2 separate regions of the Homo sapiens genome follow, and region 2 is linked to region 1. A link is an interaction called in ENCODE POLR2A ChIA-PET data of the cell type or tissue named here. Cell type or tissue: endothelial cell of umbilical vein. All regions are shown on one strand. Each heading gives the region's core, and the rest is flanking DNA. Links, peaks and the distances in the headings are about the cores only. Region 1 overlaps UQCC1 (ubiquinol-cytochrome c reductase complex assembly factor 1). Region 2 overlaps PHF20 (PHD finger protein 20).

The links. Peaks named below come from ENCODE experiments on the same cell type or tissue, not always from the same donor. Only the 100,000 strongest peaks of a DNase experiment are listed, where the experiment ranks them.
Region 2: POLR2A ChIA-PET joins it to region 1 with 10 read pairs; 2 of 35 experiments call an interaction of 5 or more read pairs at or near these places.

The regions. Positions count from the first base shown.
Region 1 is chr20:35,343,085-35,346,005 of GRCh38, reverse strand. All of the region lies in intron 7 of UQCC1 (ubiquinol-cytochrome c reductase complex assembly factor 1), which reads left to right. Among named protein-coding and RNA genes, the nearest start is that of FAM83C, 52 kb to the right of the region's middle. RefSeq lists an enhancer at 1,406-1,700 and a silencer at 1,406-1,700. In endothelial cell of umbilical vein, for the core only: no CTCF peak of the experiment used is centred there; a DNase peak (open chromatin) is centred at 1,545.
Region 2 is chr20:35,870,279-35,873,199 of GRCh38, reverse strand. It overlaps PHF20 (PHD finger protein 20), which reads right to left. Exons shown (of 18, transcript NM_016436.5): 8 at 2,066-2,245; 9 at 1,371-1,550. Among named protein-coding and RNA genes, the nearest start is that of SCAND1, 83 kb to the left of the region's middle. In endothelial cell of umbilical vein, for the core only: no CTCF peak of the experiment used is centred there; a DNase peak (open chromatin) is centred at 1,689; H3K27ac peaks cover 1,166 bases.

The DNA of each region.
Region 1 (2,921 bases), core at 134-2,633:
GCTGGCTTCACCTCCCACTAGTATCTTCTTTTGTTTATGTTGTGTATTTTGTGTATCTAGATCACGTTTTAGTAGCTTGTAGTTCCCTGTTACTGGGAAGCATTTCATTGCCTCCCAGCTTGGGAGCATCCAAAGTAGAACCATGACTGGGTCATGAAATGGGTTAATTTGGTTTCTTTCATTACAGGGCAAAGTTCTCCCTGTGGACTGAGAAATAAACATATTATAAAAGTTACATATGCTCATAGAATAGAAATCAAAGAGTAAAAAGTATTGAGTGTAAAAAACAAGTGTCTTTTTTCCCCCCAGTCTAACTCCCCAGAAGTAACCTTTTTTATTTTTTATGTTATTTTTTCTTACCTTCAAGGAAGGAGAAAAGTAACCATTTTTGAGTTGATGCGTATCCTTCGCCTGAGAGCTATCTTTGTAATCATCCTTTTTGGTTCCTTTTTCATTTTTTGCTTTCTTTCTGTCGTAGCTGCTGTGTAATATAGAGAAAAAAAGTATTTTTTCAGCTCTCTCACTCAATTACAATTACACAGAAGGTTTCTGTGACACATTTGTGGGAGTTTCTCCCCACACAGCAAACAGGCAGTCAATTCTGGAGAGAGGTCACCAGGTGGGTGTCCTCTAACCCAATTCAATTCCAACATTGTGTACTCGGAGATAGTGTCAGATCCCACAGGTTGAGGGCTCTGCCCACAAGACTGCCCCCAACTTGCCACACCAATTGCAAGCTCCAGGCTGTTTTACCTGTGCTTCTGGCCAACCGATTATAAATTGGGGTTCCCCACCCCTTTCTTTGGTTCAATTAATTTGCTGGAGCGGCTCACAGAACTCAGGGAAACACTTATTACATTACCGGTTTATTATAAAGGATATTGCAAGGGATACAGATGAAGAGATGCATAGGACAAGATGGGGGAAGGGGTGAGGAGATTCCATACCTTTCCTGGTGTGCAGCTGTCCAGAAACCTCCACCTGTTCAGCTATCTGGAAGTGCCCCAAACCCAGTCCTTTTAAGGGTTTTATGGAAGCTGCATTATGTAGGCACAACTGATTAAACCACTGGCCATTGGAAATCAGTCAGCCTCTCTGCCCTCCTTGGAGGTTGGGAGATGGGACAGAAAGTCCTAACCTTCTAATCCTCCCTTGGTTTTTCAGTGACCAGCCCCTACCCTGAAGCTACCTAAGTGCGCCAGCCACCAATCATTAGCATACAAAATGACACCACTTTGGAAAGGCCAAAGATTTTAGGAGTTGTATGCCAGGAAGGGAGTTGAAGACCAACTATATATTTCACAATATCACAGCTGCCCAGAGTGAGATCGGCAGCCTTTAAGGTATTCATCCAGCTGAATGTTCCCACATGCCCTCAAGTACTTACCACCCAACTCTGTAGCAGTGCACAGTGGACATAAGGTGGTGTTGGCAGTCTCAGTCCTATTTAATGATGGCCAGAGATACCTCCTGGTCAGCCAAAGCCCTGGCTGACTGCCAGGCAGTTGCGCAGTAGCTCTTCCTGTAGTGAAACTGTTCTTCTTATCATTGTTGACTAAACTCTGTTGGAAGTTGTCTCACTAGCCATATGAGCCACAGCTGTCTCTATCCTGAATAGCTTAATGAGCCATAGGTTGCTGACTCCTGGACTGCAGGAACCTTTTAGTTGCCTCTCGCCACAGTTGAATTTCCTTCTGGACCTCCATCTCTCTTCATCACAGTTGTCAACACTTGAGCCTTCTCCCATGTTACTTCTTATGCAGTGTCCCTTCTACTTAACTGTAAGTTTTATAAAAGCAGAAAACCGTCTTATTCAGTTTTTTGCTTATGCAGTAAACATTGAATAATTGTCAAATGAATAAATAATTGTCAAATAAATGAATATATTGAATACCAGCCTTTGGAATTCTTTTTTAAGCTAACATTTATTAGATAAATCATACCTGCTTTATTAGTCTCTGATCCAAGTGTATATCAGTGCAGTCCTGCAGGAATTGGGGAATTTTTCCCCTATCGCATTTTATCCAGCCGTTTTTTCTATTTGGATTGTTGTAGATAGGGTGCTGCCCCATAAGGGAGTGTTTTAGATCAGCGTTTCTCATACTTTAATGTGCCTATGGTTCACCTGAGGATCTTGTTAAAATACAGATTCTGATTCAGTAAGTTTCAGGACAGGGGTGAGAAAATCTACAGTTCTGAAAAGCTTCCAGGTGATGCGGATGTTGCTAGTGACGCAGGGTGGGGTAGGGGACAATAGCAAGGTTTTAGGTGGTCCCCCAATACAGGCTCTTAAATTGCCTTCATGAAGAGAAGTGCCCAAATTCCGGTTTAGTTACAAAGACTATAACTAAAGGATGATGGTTTTAAAATAATAGAGATTTGGAAGAGTTGGGGAATTACTATTACTGCTTTCTGCTATAGTTGACTTGATACCTTCTTTCTAACCTCATGGCATAAATAGACATGCCTTATATAGGCAAGACAATTGTATATTAATCACTGGGTTGTGAGTGCATGCATGGATGAGTGTGAGTGCATGTGTGTGTTTGAGGGGATCTCAGTCTTCCGTGTGTGTACAACCTATAAATGGGACACGTGGCTAGGGAGAAGTAATAGGCAGTGTAGAGCCAGTCTGGCCTGGTTCTCACCCTGACTGGCAAATCTTTCCTCTTCTGTGCTTCAGTTTCTGTATTAAAAGAAAGGTGGGGACAGGGGAGGCCTAACTACATGAGCCCCAAGTTTTCAGCTTTTTTTCAGCTTGAAAATCTATGGTTTGAAGGTGGTAATTTGCAAATCTATCTCTGTGTTATTTGGCATCCCAGGTGTACCTCTGTAAGAAAACATATAAAATGTAGAATTTATAAAACCAATCAATGTAGTAGTGATTTTTCTCATGCCAAAAACTTAGAGGTGATTGCTTT
Region 2 (2,921 bases), core at 247-2,746, 530 kb before region 1:
GAACCCAGGAGGCAGAGGTTGAAGTGAGTGGAGATCAACCACTGCACTCCAGCCTGTGTGACAAAGCAAGATTCTGTCTCAAAAAAAAAAAAAATTATAAATGTGTATGCATCTAAAAGATCTTCAAAATACACAAAGCAAAAATGACAAAATTAAAGGGAGAAATGAACAAATCCACAATAACAGAGATTTTAACAACCTAACAACCTTCTCTTAGAAATTGACAGAACTAGACCAAAAGGAAAAAAACCCCACAAAAATCAATTTATCAGAGAAACACCATCAACTACCTTGATCTAACTGACAGATACAGAACAAACACATGACAACGGTAAAATACACATTCTTTTCAAGTGCATATGAAACATTCACCAGGACAGATCATATGCTGGACCATAAATTAAATCGCAACAAATATAAAAAGATTGAAATCCTACAGAGTATGTTCTCTGACCACAGTAAAACTATATTAGAAATCAATAGCAATAAGGTATCTACAAAAACATAAAATACTTCAAACTGAAACAACATACTTCTAAGTAACCCATGGTCAACAAATAAATCACAAGATATATTAAATTGAACAAAAATAAAAACACAACGTATCAAAATGTGTAGGATGCTGCTAAAGCAGTTCTCAGTGGGAAATGTATAATTTCATTATTTATTTATTTATTTAGACTGAGTCTCGCTCTGCTGCCCAGGCTGGAGTGCAATGGCATGATCTTGGCTCACCGCAACCTCCGCCTCCTGGGTTCAAGCAATTCTCCTGCCTCAGCTTCCCGAGTAGCTGGGACTACAGGTGCCTGCCACCATGCCCAGCTAATTTTTGTATTTTTAGTAGAGTCGGGGTTTCACCATGCTGGCCAGGCTGGTCTCGAACTCTCCACCTCAGGCAATCCACCCACCTCGGCCTCCCAAAGTGCTGGGATTACAGGCATGAGCCATCGCGCCCAGCCAGAAATTTATAACTTTAAATACTCATATTAGGAAGAAAGATCTTTTCACCAGGTAATGAAAAAAAAAAGGAAGAAAGATCTAAAATCAATTAGGTAAAGTTCTAGAAAAAATTGAAGGAAGAAAGCAAGATCAAAACAGAAATCAATTATATTTTTAAAAATAAACAATAGAGAAAATTGAAGTAAAAAGTTAGTTCTTTGAAAACAAAATAGATAAAGCCCTAGTCATACTAAGAGAGGGAACACAAATTATCAAAATCAGAAATGAAAGGAGCATAACATTAAAATGATAAGGGAATATTAATAAAAGGTGAAAAACAACAACAGAAAAGTCATTTTTTTTTTTTTAGTTCACAAAGCATAAGCAAAAGTGTATATAAAAAGAGGATTAATTTAACTCTAAATATGAACCTTCCACAGTCGAAATCTCTTGTAATTCCACAAGGGGAGAAGTCGGTTCTGTTTTCATCGTGTTTTCTCCCATTGATGGGCAGTTCAACTCCAAGCCTGCAGCCCCGGATCCATCCCCAAAGGAGTGGCAAGTCAGTGCAGATGAGACCTGGCCAGCTTCCAAAGCAGACTTCAACTGACCTAGAAGAAAAAAAGAAAGTTTGGGGGAAATATACATGTATGTAATTCTGAAATCAAAAGTCCTACAACAGTCTAAGAAAGCCAGGGACTTTTTAGAGGAAGGAATTAATCTAAAACATAAAAGCATACATTCACAGGTTCCCATACATACAGGCTGGCTTGTGAGCTTCTCAAAGAAAGAGGTTAAAGTGAAAGGAAAAATAGCTGGAAGTATAAACACAAAGGCACGAATGAGATGGCAGCAGAGAGAGAGAAGCAGGGCTCTTCGAACAGTGTACCTCCAGGCCAACACTGAACGGTAGATAAGCAAAACCAACCACAAATGCATCCAGAAAGTATGTCTATTGAATAAATCATCAGTGAAGAGCAATACATTATAAAAACACTGCAGCACATTCAATAGTTTGATTTCAAGACAATTTAATACTTGTGGAAGGCAGAACATAATGATTTACATTGATTCTCACTAAATAGGAACCAGGTTGGCAAGACAATTCCTGAACAGACTGACTCACCTTCTTCAGATTCCTTGGTACTAGACAACGTGTCTTGCAAAGGATCCGTATCAACCAAATCTGATACAACCAAGTCAGGATCTAGGATCTCATGGGTCCCATTAGTGGACAGCCTGGAGGAACGTCTCCTCGATAAGTCTTTGTCAGTGTTTTCCGAGTAGTTTTTTGACTTTTCCTGGGCTATTAAACCATTAAGAGAGTTGTAGTCAAGAGACCAACAAGAAGAAATAACTGTGCTACTACAGATTTCAGGGCTGGATGTCTCTAAAAGGACTTTACAGAGAGACTACTGGAATGTTAGAGTAGTGATAAAAGGAAATACCCTTTACTAGTTTACAGTTTTAAGTAAGGGAAAAGTGTCCCTGCCAGGATAGAATTTCACTTCTTTAAGGATTCATGGTCTGAAAACATGTGCTAGGTCATGTCCGAATCTTGACAACTATGTTCTATTTTGGGGCTTCCCAAATGTACTAACTTGCAAAGTCGACTTAAAAAGGTTTATAAGAGCCTTACTTAGAGCTATCACAAATCCTTTTTGGAGCCAACAGGATACTATTTTATTTTAAATTTATTTAAACATTTGAGCCAACTCACTCCAGAGGGTATTTTTTTAAATCAATAAATAGTATTTTATTTTGTATTTTTATTTTTTATAGGACAGAGTCTCACTCTATCACCCAGGCTGGAGGGCAGTGGCACAGTCTTGGCTCACTGCAACCTCTGCCTCCCAAGTTCAAACAATTCTCCTGCCTCAGCCTCCCAAGTAGCTGGGATTACAGGCACCCGCCACCACACCCGGCTAATTTTTTTTTTTTTTTTTTTTTTTTTTTTGAGACGGAGTCTCGCTCTCTCGCCC